Regions from separate parts of the Homo sapiens genome. Here region 2 is linked to region 1. Evidence: chromatin loops called from intact Hi-C (ENCODE). Cell type or tissue: GM12878. All regions are shown on one strand. Each heading gives the region's core, and the rest is flanking DNA. Links, peaks and the distances in the headings are about the cores only.

The links. Hi-C counts contacts between places; a loop is a spot of excess contacts. Peaks named below come from ENCODE experiments on the same cell type or tissue, not always from the same donor. Only the 100,000 strongest peaks of a DNase experiment are listed, where the experiment ranks them.
Region 2: a loop joins it to region 1, with 2.5 times the contacts of the local background. A loop is called at or near these places in 2 of 110 quality-filtered maps.

The regions. Positions count from the first base shown.
Region 1 is chr4:43,126,922-43,136,291 of GRCh38, reverse strand. No RefSeq gene overlaps it. Among named protein-coding and RNA genes, the nearest start is that of GRXCR1, 240 kb to the right of the region's middle. RefSeq lists an enhancer at 5,581-6,174. In GM12878, for the core only: a CTCF peak has its summit at 4,118 (motif pointing left); a DNase peak (open chromatin) is centred at 4,131.
Region 2 is chr4:43,877,119-43,886,488 of GRCh38, reverse strand. No RefSeq gene overlaps it. Among named protein-coding and RNA genes, the nearest start is that of LINC02475, 140 kb to the left of the region's middle. In GM12878, for the core only: a CTCF peak has its summit at 3,802; no DNase peak of the experiment used is centred there.

The sequences.
Region 1 (9,370 bases), core at 938-8,937:
CAACATTTTACCGCCTATAACCGAATGTGACTAAATTCTCTGTTACACTGTGTACCTTGGTTGTGAAATTAGCTTCACTCTCTTAATAATTCTCATTTTATGTGAGTAGCCTTTGATACAGGACTGCTGTGCATCATCAGTTGGTAATGTCTGCAAGTGTCAGAGGTAAGATTTCACTCACAGTCCTACTGGGGGCCAATACGTGCCATTGTTGGTGTCAATAAAAGACACAGTCTCTGAAAACCTCTAATACTGACCACTCTTTCCCAGGGCTGTTTTCCGTGAAGGTCACAATTCAGATGTCTTAGGTATAGCCTGTGATTTCCAACTTGAGTACATCCCTGATGCCAGGCAGAACTTTAGTAACAGGCTCTGGTTAAATGGGTTAGATCCTAGATAGTTTATATATATTTATTGATCTATCATTGATCTATCTAACTAGATGTAGATAGATGGATAGATAGGTGATAAATAATAGATAGATAGAAAAAGAAATATATACATGAATACGGTACAAAAATACACTTTAGTATGGCATTCTTAAGTATTTTACTTACTTTTAATGCCTTTTCCTCAGGGAAAAGGTTTACTTTTCTCTTTTTAATATACATGTTTATAGTGCTACATATATCTGAGAAAAATAGTTGCTGAGTTTTAAAACCAACTAGACTATCTGAAAATACTAATTTCCAAAACATCAAGTAAAAATCCTGAGTGTTGGAGTGAAGGGACATAGGTTCTGGTGTTGGTCCATCTGTCACTTACCTAAGGGATCTTCACCAGCAATTCATGTGTCAGGATTTCAGTTTTCTAATCGGTAAAGCAAGGAGACTGAGAGCCCTTCTCAGACCACCCTGCTTCCTTTCCACCTCCAATTCATAGTCTATATCAACAACCTGCTCCCTCCACTGACCTTTCATATTTATGATTAACACAACTTGTAATTACTTATTTACTCACTAGATTTTATAACTTATGCATCAATTTGTATACTAGGAGCTCAGGAAATACTTGTTGGCTGAATGGGAGAATTAAGTTGATTCCAGTTTTAATATCTTGTGCATTTAGTAGGTAAGGTCAGGATCCAAGCTAGGCTCTCACTGAGCCAATAATCCCACTGAGCATTTAGTTGGAGCTTGTGGTGACAACCATAGTACTGCATTCCAAAGCCATAGGCAGTTTTAGCAGGAAAGCGTAGTGTTTCCTGATGGAAGTACTGTCAAATGAAGCCTTTGAGTGAGAATGGCAGATAATTCCTTTAGGACATCTTGGGAACCACATAATCTCAAATGCTACTTATGGATTTAACTCGACATCCTCCTGAAGCTGACTCCCAGACCTTATAGGTCAAAGTCTCTTTGTGGCTTTAAAAACAGTACTGGATTTGGAACAATGAGGCCTGGGCTTGAGATCTCTCTCTGCTGCTTTTAAGCTGTGTAGCTGTGAAAAATAACTGAACTAAATTTCAAATCTAATTATTCATTTGTGAAAATCAGATTGCATCTACCTACCTACATACGCTATAACTCAAAATTACTTTGGGTCATAAGGAAGTTAGCTCTACCAAATAATATAGTATGTATGAAACACACTAAATGCCATTGAATTTTAATATTTAGATTCACCTTTAGGAGAATTCATCTTTAGAAACTTCAGGTTGTCATAGTTTTTTAAGGTTAACATAAAAATGCAAGAGATGATTACTGCTTTTGTAAGAAAAACTGCGGAAATTATTACTAATGACAATTATCCAAAATATTAAAACTATTTACAGAATCACCTAAAGAGTTACAGTAATTAATTAGTTAACATGACTTCATTTTAAAAGAAGAATAAATCTTCGTCAAAGGCTAAAATGACTATAGGAAAAATGTGATTTTAAAACAAGGCTGAAACTCTTAAACTGCACTAATAGTTCGTAATTAATAGTTGAATTTGAGTATCAATATGATCACAAAGTAACAACAATCAAAAAGTTCAGAAAATAAACTAGAGTCCATTTCTGCAATGCAGCAATAACAACTACTGATAATAATAATGGCAAGTGCAATACTAGCAGCCAACATGCGTTGATAGGTTACCAAATACCAAAACTGTGTTCCCATGTATTATATCTCTTTTAAAATTTCCTAAACAACCCTAGAAAGTTAAGCTCTGATAATACTTGCATTTTGCAGATGAAGAAACTGAGTTTCAGAGAAGTTGAGTAACTTGTCCAAGCCATAGTCATTAAACTTTAGAGCTGGAATAAGACCTTAGGCAGTGGGATTCCAAAGCACTAAGAAAGGAGATACAAATTACTTACATAACTGAAGATTGCAGCACTTCCATATAGAAGCCTAAGCATTCTTCTTCGATTTACCTGCATGTCTGAGATGCCATTTATTGACACGACTCACTTGCTGAACATTCAGGCATTAATTACAATGATAACAAATGCCCAATCCAATAAAACTGCTGTTAGTCACTGTTCTACTGCTGAGACACATATGGACAAACAGTGTGTGGTGGAAATTTTTACTCAAGTCAAACAGGAAACCAGGTATCAACTATAAGGAAGACGTGACTTAAGGATAAGCGTCTTTGTTAGCCCAGGATAGCTTCACTACCTCACTGGTGCTCGTAGGCACTCAGCAAGCCGCTTTTAGCTGATCACTACATCCCTATGGGGATATTAATTTATTATTTGAGTCACACAATTAAAAATGACTTACAATTATTTTCTCATTTCTTTCTGGGATGTTATTTTAAAATCATAATTACAAAATTAAGTAATTTGCATTTTTTCTCATTCTTTCTTTCAATGAAGTATTTCCACCCCGTTTTTAGACTTGTTGTCAATTCTCTCATTTATATACCTTGCATTCCTATTCACTTATGTTTTAAGGATCTCTCTAAGGTTAAAAGTCAATACAGAAACTAAAATCTGAAATAAGTAAACTTTTCACATTTAGCCAATAATTTTTATGTGTCAATCATTTTCTAATATGTTAAAGTCAATATATGCAACTGGTTTTCCAACTATTTACAAAATATAACTGAATGTTTCCTTTGGTAGATAATTCAGCATTTTATAAGACCCTAAAATGATTACTATAAATAAAAAGAAGAGATACTACTTTATTTTTTCTATTTCATTATTAGAGATAAACTGACTTCATCAAGGTCACATACTTGTTAAGGAAGATTACCAGGGCTGGAAGGTAGATCTGATATAAATTCCCCTATAGCCTTGCTACTCGGCGTAATATGAAAATTTACAGCATTGCCATCATCAGGGAGCTTGTTAGGAATGCAGAATCTCAGGTCCCACTCAGATGTACTGAATTAAAACCCACATTTTACAACATCCTTAAGTGACTTGCATCTTGTCTAAGTTCAAGGAGAACTGCCACTGCTCTGTAACATACTGCCAATTATCTCAATTATCCATTCACAAAATAATGTGGCCCTTGGCAGATGTACTCATATAGAACTTGAGAGAAATTCAGGAAAACTGAGGGCGAGACTTTCTTTTTCCTTTTTTTTTTTTTGAGACGGAGTCTCGCTCTGTTGCCCAGGCTAGAGTGCAGTGGCGCAAGCTCAGCTCAATGCAACCTCCGCCTCGTGGGTTCAAGTGATTATCCTGCCTCAGCCTCCTGAGTAGCTGGGATTACAGACGCGAGCCACCATATCCGGCTAATTTTTGTATTTTTAGTAGAGATGGGGTTTCACCATGTTGGTCAGGCTGGTCTCTAACTCCTGACCCCGTGATCCGCCCACCTCGGCCTCCCAAAGTGCTGGGATTGCAGGCGTGAGCCACCGCACCCTGCCAGGACTAGACATTTTTTAAAACTTATGTTGAGTAATTTCAAATAAATCTTTTTATTATCAGGCACTTTTCTTTAGAAATAAGCCATGAATATGTTTGTAATTGCTAATATAAATTGATACCTACATAGGCATCTGTTTAATACATATATACTAAAAGAATGACGTATTTCAGATCTTTATTGGACTGCACGTTTTTTCATCCCTGGAGCCCTGGAGAGGAGAGCAGTACATCCGCATAACCCATGAAACTCAACTTTTACCATGCACATTATTACCTATTGGAAGCTCACCAGCGCCACCTGCTGAAGCTGCCGTAGAAAAAGCTAGCAAAGTGTTTTGCACTTTTGTTTTCTTATCAAGGTAGTTTCGTTATAATTTTACTGTTTAGCATTGACATTTTTCCCCAATCCTTGAATTTTCTCCATCCCATCCAACATTTCTCCTTTGTTTATGAGGCCCTAATAGAGTATCTATACTTTAGCCTACACAACCACACTCAAAATATTTTAAAAGCAGCTTCAGAATATATGAAGTAGTTTATATTACTGTATTCTTTGCATAGATTTATAATTGCCAGGACAAATGTTCTAATTTACGACTCAAAAAGTAATATCAATGTACTGGGCCCAGCCTAGTGACCCATGCAGAAGGCCTTACACTTGTGTTCAAAGAACAAATATTTGAGGCCCATTAGTTATGGGAAATTCCTATCTTTAGTCTCCTTCATTGGTTGTCTGTGTATGTTTGTACGAAATGGCTGCTCTCTCTTTTGCCTTTAATAAAAGTTAACATCACCGTACATGAGTATCTTTCCATCTCACAAAGCAAATTTTCTTTAACCCCTATTTTCTTTCCTCACCCTGATTAATTCACTCCCAGAAAAATCTCTGGTCCCTTTCTCATATTATTAAAAATAAAACTGGCTTCTAAAAAGGCAACTGTTCAGAAACTCCTGGAAACATTTAAAGCTAGTTCCAAATGATCTATCAAAATATAATTAGTTGGAAGGATCTCGAGCTCAAAATCTCTCCTAGTTAACAAAGTTAGTTTTTGTCACTTTTGTTGTTGTTAATGATGATTGATTATAGCACCTTTAAAAGTGATTCCATTAAAGTAATGTAATTGCTACCCTAAGTACTTCGCCTCTGGAATGCTGTGTGACATCCTACTGAAAGGGAATGCAAAATATCCCTTAAGTTTAGAGGTACACAGAAGAAAATCCCTGTGTCTCATCTTTTAACAACTTAAGCCCTTATGGAGAAAGAATGTTACTTCCACATTAGTGAAATTTAAAAGGATGAATTGAAAGAAAAATAAAGTACATTCTCTGAAAAATATATGCCTTCAAATCTTAAAGTGCCAATTCAATATGTTAAGAATTGGCTAACATAAAATGTTCAGAAGAAATGAGAGCAAGGGGAAATTGACTCTGTCACCCAGACTGGAGTGCAACGGCACAATCTCGGCTCACTGCAACCTCTGCCTTCTGGGTTCAAGCGATCTTCCCTCCTCAGCCTCTGGAGTACCTGGCATTTCAGGCACCTGCCATCATGCCTAGCTAATTTTTCTATTTTTGTAGAGACAGATTTCACCATGTTGGCCAGGCCGATTTCGAACTTCTGACCTCAGGTGATCTACCCACCTCAGCCTCTCGTAGCACTGGGATTACAGGCGTGAGCCACTGCACCTGGCCGGGAAATTGACTTTTAAAAGATTCTCAGATAAGAATTTACATGAAATCACTTCCACTTTGCTTTTCATATTGAGTTTGGTTACCATAATAAAAAAAAATAGGCATACCACCTGGATTTGATCTATTTTGAAAAAAAGTGCTTTACATTATTTTGCATTTTCAAAGAATAATTACGCCAGACAGAGTTTGACAGGCAAGGAAGACTTTACCCAAGACTATTGTAAAAGGGGAGAGAGATTGAATTCTATTCCACTGAAACAAAAGATGGGTGGGTTTTTAATCATGGGGGGTCGCCAGCAGCAAAGTGCTGGAGGACATTAGCAGAGAGGTTGCTCAATGTGATTAGGCTCAAGGTGTTTGTTTATGAAGGTCTTACCCTACCACAGAGACTGGAAGATAGGGAAGCTGTTCCTCTTGATGACTACATCTCAATGGGATAGATTCTAGGTCTTCGAGAAAGGTAATTTCTGCGTTGTAAAACAGGCAAGAGGCTAGAGGATAATTTACATACATTTCAAAGGGACAGAGAAAGGATTTACAATTACAAGTTTTCTAAAACAAATTCTCTAAGCAAAAGGAGGTCAGGTGCCTACAGTCAGGAAGAAACCTGTGCAAAGTCTAGTCAAGGTAAGAGGATTAAGGCTGCCTTGGTTAGCATCCAATTATTATATCAGAAGGGTGTTATTTTCTGAATTCACTGGATGTGAAAAAGAAGTAAAAAATCTAGATTTTCTTTACTGATTTATAAACTATCTCTAAAAGTAATCTACAAAGAGAAATTCTTAACCTATAGCTACTTTATTAAAATAATTGAATAACCTCACAATAAGAGGGCTTTGAAAGGCAACACTCAATTGAATATGTTAGTTTTTGTTGGTTAGTCAAAGTCTATTCACCTAGTGTTATAAGAGATTCTATCCTTTGCCATTGGGTAACTCATTTTTTTTTTCTTAAATTTCAGAGATTCTATTTTATTTCTTTACTTTTAAGAAATTCATTTTGAAATTGTATTAGGTATTGCCATAAAATAATTGCACTAAAACCATTGCCACACTATTTTCCATAAAGTGTGGCTGAGCCATTTTACATTCCCACCAACAGTGTACAGAGGTTCACTTTCCTCCACATTCCCACTAGTATTTATCTTTTTTGTAGTGGTTGTTTACAATAACCATCCTAGCAGGTGCAAAGTGACATCTCATTGCAGTTTTGATTTGCATTTCCTTATGATTAGTGATGTTGAGCACCTTTCATAAACCTTTTGGCCATTTGTATGTCTCTATTAGAGAATTACTTATTCACGTATTTGGCCCATTTTTAATCAAGGTATTTGTTGGGTTGTGGGGTCTTTTTGTTTTTTGTTTGTTTTTTGTTTTTGAAATTGAGCTGGAGTTCCTTACATTTTTTGAATATTAACTTTTCATCAGATACATTGTTTAGAAATATTTTCGCTCCATGTATACCTATGTAACAAACCTTCACATTCTGCACATGTATCCCAAAACTTAAAGTATAATTTTAAAAAAAGACAATATAAACATATTTATTATGTTTGTAACACTTTTCTTATCCCATGTTTTAAAAGGCAACTGTATAAGGCAACAATTAAAAACTGTGCTTATTTATTCACAATAGCAAAGGATGTGGAATCAACCTAAATGTCCATCAATGACAGACTGAATAAAGAAAAATGCGGTACATATACACTATGGAATATTATTCAGCCATAAAAAAGACTGAGAGCATGTCTTTTGCAAGAACATGGGCAGAGCCGAAGGCTAACTAATACAGGAACAGAAAACCAAATACCACATGTTCTTACTTGTAAGTGGGGAGTAAATAGTAAGAACTTATGAATATAAAAAAGAAAACAGCAGACACTGGGGTCTGTTTGAGAGATGAGGGTGGGAAGAGGGAGAGGAGCAGAAAATATAACTATTGGGTACTGGGCTTAATACCTGGGTAATGAAATAATATGTGCAACACACCCCCATAACACGTATTTACCTGCTTAACAAACCTTCACATGTACCCTCAAACCTAAACTAAAAGTCAAAAAAATTTAAAAACAGAAATATTTTCTCTCATTCCATAGATTGTCTCTTCATTCTGTTTATTGTTCCCTTTTCTGTATAGTTTTTTAGGTTAATGTTGTATCACGTTTATTTTTGCTTCTGTTGCCTGTGCTTTGATGTCATATCCAAGAAATCATTGCCAATATCAATGTCAAGAAGGCTTTCCCCTATATTTTCGGAAAACAGTATAGAGGCTCCTCAAAAAAATTATATGTAGAATTCCCATATGATCTAGCAATCCCACTTCTGGGTATATATCCAAAATAACTGAAAGCAAAATCTCAAAGAGACATCTGCACTCTCATGTTCTTTGCAGCATTATTAACAATAACCAAGATATAGAAACAATTTAGAATGTCCATTGACAGATAAGTGGATAAAGAAAACACACAATGGAATATTATTCAGCCTTATAAAAGAAAAAAAATCCTACCATATGTGACAGAAAATATTGATGAACCTTGAAGACATTATGATATTATGTGAAATAAGCCAGTCACAGGGCAATACTGTATGATTTCATTTATATAATGTATCTAAAATAGCCAAACTCATAGGCTCAGAGAGTAAATGGTGGTTGTGAGGGACTGAAGAGAGAAGAAAATGTGCAGTTATTGTTCAATGGTATAAAGTTTCACTTATGAAAGATGAATAAGTTGTAGAAATCTGCTGTACAACATAGCATGTATCATTAACAACATTGTATTTTACACTTCAAAATTTGTTGAGAGCAAATCTTAACACAAACAAATAAACAGGAAAACAAAGGAACACAAGGCAACTTTTAGAGGTGATGGATATATTTATTATCTTGGTTGTGGTGATGGTTTCATGGGTGTATGCATATGCTTAAACTCATCAAATTGTATGCATGAAATGTGTACAGTTTTTTTATAACAATTATACCTCAATAAAGCAGTTTTTTTAAAGAAATTGAAAAAAGATTTTTAAAGCAGTATTAAGGAGGAGATGATAATCTCCATATTAAAGAATGTTGTTTAATTAGCCCTGTTTTTGTCTTGGAGATTATGTATCAAATATCTTTTAGATGAACTTATTTATATTCAAAAATAAAATAAGATAATTGCCATAAAATCATTGCAAACAATCATGATACTTCAATGGCATACAATAATAAGTGTTTATTTCTCATGCTTTGCAGGTTCAGTTGATCTATGCTGAGTTCCCTGGCATGACTCAAAATTTTTCATCCTTTTCTTAAGACTGGCAGGCAACCCCAGGCATATCCCTCTTCAGAGGATGACAGAAGAAAGGAGCAATCAGAAACAGACAAGACATCTTGAGCACTACACATACCATTGCTTCTTCCTAACATTGGCTGAAGAAAATCACATGGATGAGCGCCGTGTCAGAGAGGGCACTACAAGTTACATGCCAAAGAGCAGGAATACAAGGAGGAGTGAAGAATTGGGGATATTAATGCAATCTACCATAGATTAAATTATTAAATATTCATTGAAAACTTGCTATATTCACTGAGTAATGTTGAAGAATACTTCCTTTTTCTCTCAAGGAATGCATAGTCTAAGAGAAAACTTTTGAGCAAGTTCAAAAAGGCTTTCAAGGGAAGTATTTTCAACGAGTATTAAAAAACACACTATTCATTGAATAGAAATGTACAAAAAGCATTCCTGGGAACATCATGAACAGAAGCATGTAAGTTAGAAAATATGGGCATATTTAGAAAGGTCCAATTTGAGTGGAATAATGAATACATAAAAAGCAAGAATTTGAAATGCTGTTGGAAGAAAAAAACATTGACTCAGTA
Region 2 (9,370 bases), core at 743-8,742, 750 kb before region 1:
GTGTGAATAGGCAGAGCACAGAATACTTTTAGGGCAATGAAACCTTTCTGTATGACACAATAATGGTGGATACATGCCATTACATGTTTGTCAAAATCCATAGAATGTACAAACTCAAACGAGACTCCCTGTGTAAACTACAGACTTTCAATGCTAATGATGTGTCAATGTGAGTTCATCCTTTATAATAAATATGTGATTCTGGTATGGTATGCTGATAGTGGGAGAAGCTACGCATGTGTGGAGACTGGGGATATATGAGAACTCTGTATTTTCTATTCAGTTTTGCTATGAATCTAGAGCTGTGCTAAAACTAAACTCTATTAAAAATCAAATGCTCTAAAACTTGTATGAAATAGATATGTTAATGTATAATTGCTTCAATTCACTAATCTTAGAGCCTTAAGCAACCTAAGTATAAATTTTGCCATCTTTGACTATGATTTATCACACTCAAATTCAGTTAGCAAATAAACTGCAGCCGCAACAGCCAAACAATATCATGCTATTATCTTAGCATAATATTCAAAGCAATGTTGTATTTTTAATTAAGTGTAAACAAAATCTAAGAAGAACTTTTTATTATGGAATAATCTTTTAAATTTCATATAAATTAGAATTATTCTCAAAATGATTTTTAAGATGAGAGAGGTTTTCAAAAATGTTTTGAAAGAAAACTTGGATAAAGACTGTTACAAAACATTTTTTGTTTTGTGTGATTTGTTCACAATACTTTCTTTTTATCCCTGAGTATTTTTATGTTAATTCCAAGTACTATGAGAAAGCACAAAAGTACAATGATTTTAAAAACACCTTAGTTTTCCTAGTGATTTATATTTTCACTTTCATTTAATTATGAAAATAATCCTACTGTGACAGAATATCTTTGCTATCCAGATAAAATTCAACATTGAAAAAAGGAATAAAATTCTTCTGATTTCCTATTGATTTGTAAAAACCATTAGTGAAATCAAATTGTAAAATATTTGTATAGATCAGAAAAGGTCTGGAAAAGTCAGAACATTGCTCATGGGAGATTTCAATTCTCTAAATATTTACTGTGTAACAGCTATGCAGAAAATGTAGGACTGCTTCTTTAGAAAAAATTCTGTTCATAATTCAATTTGATGAATAATTATTCTTGCAGAATAGAATGGACTGGTTTGTTATGTGTTCTAACACTGTCAGTCAGGAATTATTGACAAATGAATAAGAAACTAGGATCTTTGAGCACATGATAATAAAACCATGGTACAACTTACAAAGAGAAAGTCAGTTCCACACCTACTGATTATAAATGCCATTTCATTTTCTCCCGTTCTTACACTAGATATGTTTCCCCAGGAAAGGCTACATTCAACTAAGCTCCCAATTAATTGTCTCTGTGTTTCCTCATTTTGTGTGAGTGACATTGTTTTGTCAATTAGAAGGAGGGAGGGAGAAAGAGAGAAGAGACAGATTTCAATTCAAGATAGAACTAAGTATGAGGTTGGTTGAATATTAAATAGACCCAGTTCTACTAACAGTTTTCCTGGGGCAGAGGTTTCTCTTGGTACTATCAAGCATGTTTTCTATATTCCTTTCTCCATCTTCATTCCAGGTATAATTCTGACACTCAGGCTTTTCATGTTTAGAAACCTTATTAGAAAATATACCAATGGATTTATTAACTTTATTTTATGGAAAACGGATTTGTTGTAAATTACTCCTCTATAAAAGTATTTATATTCTAGTTAGTCAACAAAGCACTACGCCAAAGAAAATAAAATACTGTAGAAATGGAAATTAGAAATTAGAATCACAGAGAGGTATTCCAAATAACAACTAATGAAAGGAAGGAGAAATTAATTGGAGCCAAACCTGATTCAAGCAGGTGTCTAGGGTACCAATGAATAAAAAGGATTAATTACATTATTGGTAGTTATACGCAATTTTGGTTAGAATGATGCAAATTGAAGCTACACTGAGGTGCTATTATTTACCTATGAAATTTGTAAAAATCCCTAAATTTGGTAACATACTCTATTGGCAAGGCAGTTGGAGAGTCAGATACTTTAATGCATTGTTGATGGGAGTATAAATTGCTACAATTCCTGTGATTAGATATTTGGCAATATCTACTAAATTTCAAACACACACATACTTTTGACCAAGCAATTCTGCTTCTGGGAATTTAATCTTCACATGTGGTTGTACATATGAAAAATGAAATAAGTTTATTTGTTACAGCATTATTTATAGTGGCCAAAGACTAAAATTACCTGAATGCCCATCAAAAAGAGAAGCCTGTGATAAATTATGATTATATCCATATACGAATGAAATGTGAATTAATGAAATCATGAGTAGCCATATGGAAAGTCCTCCAAGATATATTGTAAATACAAAATTATGTTCAGGACAAATCATATAATGTGTTGCCTTTTGTGTAAAAATAGAGAAAAAATAAGTATTGATATCTGGGTTTACTTGAAAAGGTTACTTGTGTGAAGGGAAAATAAATCTTGGGGCCCCAAAATCACTAAGCTAAAGGGAAAAGTCAAGCCAGGAACTGCTTGGGGCAAACCTACCTCCCATTCTATTCAAAGTCACCCCTCTGGCCAGGCGCGGTGGCTCACACCTGTAATCCCAGCACTTTGGAAGGCCGAGGGGGGCGGATCACGAGGTCAGGAGATCGAGACCATGCTGGTTAACATGGTGAAACCCCGTCTCTACTAAAAATACAAAAAATTAGCAGGGCGCGGTGGCAGGCGCCTGTAGTCCCAGCTACTCGGGAGGCTGAGGCAGGAGAATGGCATGAACCCCAGAGGCGGAGCTTGCAGTGAGCCGAGATCGTGCCACTGCACTCTGGCCTGGGTGAAAGAGCGAGACTCCGTCTCAAAAAAAACAAACAAACAAACAAAAAAACAAACAAAGTCATCCCTCTGCTCACTGAGATAAACGCATCTCTCACTGGATAGGCTAATAAAAAATTCAAAAGAATGCAACTGTTTGTCTCTCACCTACCTGTGACCTGGAAGACCCCTCCCTGCTTGAGTTGTCCTACGTTTCCAGAGTGAATGAATTTATATCTTATACATATTTTAACGAACAACTCCAAAATCTGTGTCTAACAAAACAAGTTTATTCCTCATGCCTCCCTAAAATGTATAAAACCAAGCTGTGCCTCTACTACCTTGGGCACACGTGGTCAGGACCTCCTGAGGCTGTGTCACAGGTTCACGTTCTCAACCTTGACAAAATAAACTTTCTGAATTAACTAAGACCTGTCTCAGATACTCGGAGTTCACCCTGGAAACTCTGAAAAGATATGTAAGCATCTAATGACAACAATTTTCATGGTTAAAAGGAAGGAATGAAGAAAGGAACCAGCAGGAAAGGAGGAAGACTTTTCATTGTGTATCATCTTATATTTATACATATATTATCCATGGGAAAATTAAATGAATAAAGGTTTTATCAAATATTATTGGAATAAAATTGAAAATGTGAAATCATTCAACTCTTGTATCTGCATAATATGTAAATTAGATACAAATCCCACTAATTAATATATTTTAGTTTTTAAAAAATAATTAAATGATTAAGACAGATTTTATTTGTTAGGGCCAAGACAGTGGTCCCCAGACTTTTTGGCACCAGGGATGAGTTTTGTGGAAAACACTTTTTCCATGGGGTGGTGGGGGGGTTGGGAGGATAATTTCAGGATAAAACTACCACCTCAGATCATTAGGCATTAGATTCTCATAAAGAATGCTCAACCTAGATCCCTCACATGTGCAGTTCACAACAGGGGTCGCCCTCTTACAAGAATCTAATGCCCATGCTGTGCAGCCAAGTTCCTAACAAGCCACACACAGAATGGACTGGTACTGGTCCTGGCCTTGGGGTTGGGGAATCCTGGTCTAGGTTATGTTGTAGTAACAAACAACTTGAAAAATCTCAATGTCCTACAAAGTGAGTTTCTTTCTCATGTTTTAAGTCCTTTAAGGATCTGCTTCAGTTCTTTCCCATGTTATCTGCATTCCAACTCGATGTTGATGAAACTGCTCTCATCTGGGAGTCTCATGGCAGAAGGAAAAGAAGGAGGTTGTGAATCATAAGCTCTTAAAGCTTTATAAAACTGAAACATATTACTTACCAACATTTTTTCAGCCAATGCAAGTCACATGGCCACTCCCAAATTTAACAAGACAATTTTTCTATAGAAAAGGGGTACATCTTTTCTATAGAAAAATCTTTTTAATGGCGAAGGGAACTATAAATCTCTCCTGGGCAGGAAATATTCTGATGAATAATATGAAATTCCACATACACTTTATTACTAAAAGATCTTCATTTTTAAATGCTTTTCATTTTTAATATATTTTCATTCAATGCATGCTGAACTAATTACTTCTCATGTTCAATCTAACTTTGTATAATGAATACAAATTTTAGGGAATCTTCCTAGCAGTCCTACATATTTCATTGCTATCTGGACAAGAGTAGATGTTGAAATTAATAAAATTACCAGGAAAAAGTTTACTGTGATTACAGGTGAGGTGCTCCATTTTAAAAGTTATTTCTCAGCGTTTTCTAACAGATCACCTCATGTGGCTAACCTCTTCAATGTACTGAAGCATTTTTACGAATGTGCATCACTTGACAAAGTGAGATCTAAGTGAAAGATTATTTTTTAGTTGTGAATGAGCAGCGATTTTTTATCCAACTGAATGAGTAGAAGAAACTTGCATGTCAATCATTCTCAAATATGCAAACTTTTTTCATACTGAAATAGCAGATTGAATATTATCCATGAAAATACTTCAATTAAAATTATAAGCTCTAATACTTAATTCCATCAGAACATTCCATATCTTACTCAGATAATAGGAAATAACTATAGTGCTTTAATTTAATATCATTTTAATTCTGAATATTCCTACAAAATTCTATTATCTATGAAGCTGTTAACCAGGTAACAGCTATGTGGATTTTATTACTATTAAAACACATAAACTGCCTTTGGCTCTAATAAAATCTTCCTTTTGGGACTAAAAAAAAATCCTAAACTAAAAGAACATTTTTCAGTTTAAATCATCACATAGGAAGGGCGATTTGACCATAATTTGAAATTGGCCAGAGACTTGAATTTCATTTTAATTCCACTTCTTAAATTGCTTATCCTGCTGTGATTGAAACTGAGCAGTGAATGAAATTGCATGACTGAAGTGGAATAAAGTGGGGCAAATGGTGTGAACTTAGGCTTAGAGGCAGGATTTAAGATAGCATATTGAATAATAAGAAAAGCAGCCTGCTGAAATAAAGGGATTATGATGGTAAGTATTGGGAGGCAGTTTTGGAAAAATAAATTAAGATAAATTGTGGAGGACTTATATCCACCCCAAGAGTCTAATGAAAATGAGAAGTTAGCACAAGTTTTCAAATGAGAGACTGAGAATTAGAATGTAGATAGAACCTGGTGCAAAGCAGATTGGGAGGACACAATTGGAAGTGGAGAAATCACTGCCTCCTTGTGCATTAATTAGGAGTGACAAAGAATCTAAGTTGACTATATCAGTATAAAGACATGCAAGAGAAGAATTCAAAGCAAGGAAAAATATAAGTTATCAGAATTTTAATAAATTAATATAAGATTTAAAAACAGAAAAATATAAATTGACTCATTTTTAGGCTGGAAAAACTAGAGACTGGATGACTGGGAAAATTAGAATCCACAAGAATAGGAAAATTGAAGGTCAGGCTTAGAGGTTGGAGTGGGAACGGTGTGTGCATATGTGTTTTATGTGTAGGAAGAGATTAAAAACTTACCTTAAATGAAAATATCAAGTAGATATTTCAAATGTGAAAATCTAATTTAAGAGGGCAGGAAAAATATGTTCTTCCCTTCTTCCCTTTCTGCCTGCCTCCTTTCCTTTCCTTTCCTTTCCTTTCCTTTCCTTTCCTTTCCTTTCCTTTCCTTTCCTTTCCTTTCCTTTCCTTTCCTTCCCTTTCCTTTCCTTCCTCCTTCCTCCCTTCTTTCCTTTCTTCCTTCCTTCTTTTCTTCCTTCTTTCCTCTCCTCCCTCGTTTCCTTCTATCTCTCCCTCTCTCAATCTGTCTTGATTCATTTGTTTGCATGTGGATGTTGCAAACATGCTAGTCATTCTAGCACTATTTGTTGAAAAAATTGTCTTTTCTTTCATTGGATTGCCTTTGCTCCTCTGTCAAAGATCAGTTGACTATATGTGGGCCCATTTCAGTGTTCTTTATTCTGTTACACTGATCTATTTGTGTGTTCTTTAGCTAATTCAAAACTGTCTTGATTACTGTAGTTTTATAGTAAGACTTGAAGTCAGGTAGTATTAGTCTCCAGGCTGTTTTTCTTTTCTTTTTTTAATTTAATTTTATTATTATTACACTTTAAGTTTTAGGGTACCTGTGCACAATGTGCAGGTTAGTTATATATGTATACATGTGCCATGCTGGTGTGCTGCACCCATTAACTCGTCATTTAGCATTAGGTATATCTCCTAATGCTATCCCTCCCCCTCCCCCCACCCCACAACAGTTCCCAGAGTGTGATGTTCCCCTTCCTGTGTCCATGTGTTCTCATTGTTCAATTCCCACCCATGAGTGAGAACATTCGGTGTTTGGTTTTTTTGTCCTTGCGATAGTTTACTGAGAATGATGGTTTCCAGCTTCATCCATGTCCCTACAAAGGACATGAACTCATCATTTCTTATGGCTGCATAGTATTCCATGGTGTATATGTGCCACATTTTCTTAATCCAGTCTATCATTGTTGGACACTATTCACAATAGACTTGGAACCAACCCAAATGTCCAGGCTGTTTTTCTCTTTCAGAACTGCATTGAATATTCTGGGTCTTTTCCCTCTCCATATAAATTTTTCAACTCAGTTGGTGAATATCCACACAATAACTTTCTGGAATTTTGACTGGGATTTGATTGAATCTAATGATTAAGTAGTTATAACTGACATTTTGACAATATTGAACCTTTCTATCCATGAATATGAAATATCTCTCCATTTATTTAGATTTTCTTTGATTTCTTTTATCAGAGATTTGTATTTTCTACAAATCAGATTTGTATACAATTTGTTGGAATTATATGTAAATATTTCATTTTTGGGAAGTGCTAATGTAAATGATATTGTATTTTTAATTTCAAATTGTTCTTGCTTATTGTTGGTATATAGAAAAGTGATACACTTTCATACATTTACATTATATTTTGCAATTCTGCTATAATCATTTATTAATTCTAGGAGATTTTTGTCAATTCTTTTGGACTTTCTACATAACTGATTATGTCATCTGTGAACAGTTATATGTATTTCTTCCCAACCTGTACAACTTGTATTTCCTTTTCTTGTCTTACTGCACTAGTTAGGACTTCCAGTATGACATTAAAAAGCAGTAGTGAGAAGAAACACCCTTTCTTTGTTCTTGATTTTATTGGAAAGCTTCTAGTTTCTCACCATTAAATGGGATGTTACCTACAGGTTTTCTGTAGATACTCCTTGTCAAGTTGAGGAACTTGTATGTTCTGAATTTTTAATCATAAAAAAGTGTTAGATTTTTGTCAAGTGCTTTTTATGCATCTATTGATATGATCATATACTTTTTCTTCTTTTGATTTTTGGTGATGGATTATATTAATTTTGAATGTTCAACTATCCTGGCATACCTGAGATAAATAATATTGTTTGTGGTACATAATTCTTTTTATATGTTTTTGGATTCAATTTGCTTTTTTTTTTTGAGATGGAGTTTCGCTCTGTGGCCCAGGCTGCAGTGCAGTGGAATGATCTTAGCTAGCTGCAACATCTGCCTCCTGGATTCAAGCGATTCTCCTGCCTCAGCCTCCTGAGTAGCTGGGATTACAGCCGCCACCACCATGCCCAGCTAATTTTTGTATTTTCAGTGGAGACAGGGTTTTGCCAGGTTGGCCAAGGTGGTCTCAAGCTCCTTACCTCAGGTGATCCGCCTGCATTGTCATTACAAAGTGCTGGGATTACGGGCAGGAGCCACGGCACCCGGCCTGCAATTTTCTTTAGTTGAGGATTTTTGTGTCTGTTTCATGATAGATATTAGTCTTTAGTTGTCATTTCTTATAATGTCTTTCTCTGGTTTCAGTATTAGATTAATTCTTGCCTCACAGAATGAGTTCAGAAGTAAAACTCCTGTTTCTATCTTCTGAAAAAGATTGTATAGAATTGGTAGTTTCTTCCTTAAATGTTTGATTGATTGTTTACCAGTGAAACCATCAGAACCTGGTAATTTCTGTTTGAAGGGAAATTAATTATTGATTCAATTTTAATAGATAATAGACTTATTTGGATTATCTATTTCTCCTTATATGAGTTTTAGCAAATTTCATCTTTCTACAAACTGGTACATTCATCCAGGTTATTAAATTTGTGGGCATAGAGTTGTTTACAGTGTCCTTTTATTATTCTTTTTGTGTCCATAGTATCTGTAGTGACGTCATCTCTTTCATTTCTGGTATTAGGAATTTTCTCTCCTCTCTTTTTCTTAGTCTGCTAGAAGTTCAGTTTTTTTTTTTTTTTATTGGTGCTAGCATGATTTATCTTTCCTATCTTTTTCATTTTAGCCTATTTGTATCTCAATTTTAACTTTATTTTTGCTAGAAACCATAGAATTTTTCCTTACTTTTTAAATTCAGTAAATCTCTAACTTTCACTTGATATATTTAGTTCACTTACTTTTAATGTGATTATTAATATTTTGAATATTTTTAGATTTAAATCTACCACTGTCATATTTGTTTTCTATTTGTCTCGTGTATTCATTCTTCCCTTTTCTTTGTTTTTTCTATTCATGCTTTGGATTTTTAAAAAATGATTTCCTTTGTTGTTGATTCCACTTTATTTCCTTTGTGAGCTATAACTCTTTTGTTGCTCTTGCTTTTGTTGTTATTTTAGTGGCTACTTAAGAATTCGGACTATACATCTGGTATGTATACCATATCATTTCAATTAGCATATAAGAATTTCTAACTGTAACTTTTCATTTCTCCTGTTGTGACAATATATTGCTTTTGCATATATTATAAGCCTCAGATTGTATTGTAATCTGTTTTTAATGGAGCTTTAACAAAGAAAAAAAGTATATATGTTTACTAACATACCATTTCTAGAGCTCTTTATTGCTTTGTGTCACTCAGATTTCCATCTGATATCATATTTTTCTATCTTAAATACTTACTTAAATTTTTTTTGCAGTGCACATCTGTTGGTGTTGAGCTCTTTCAACTCTTATGTGCATAAAAAAGTGTTCATTGAAACCTCATATTTATAGGGTATTTTCTCTGGGTATAGAATTATTGCTTGATGTTGTG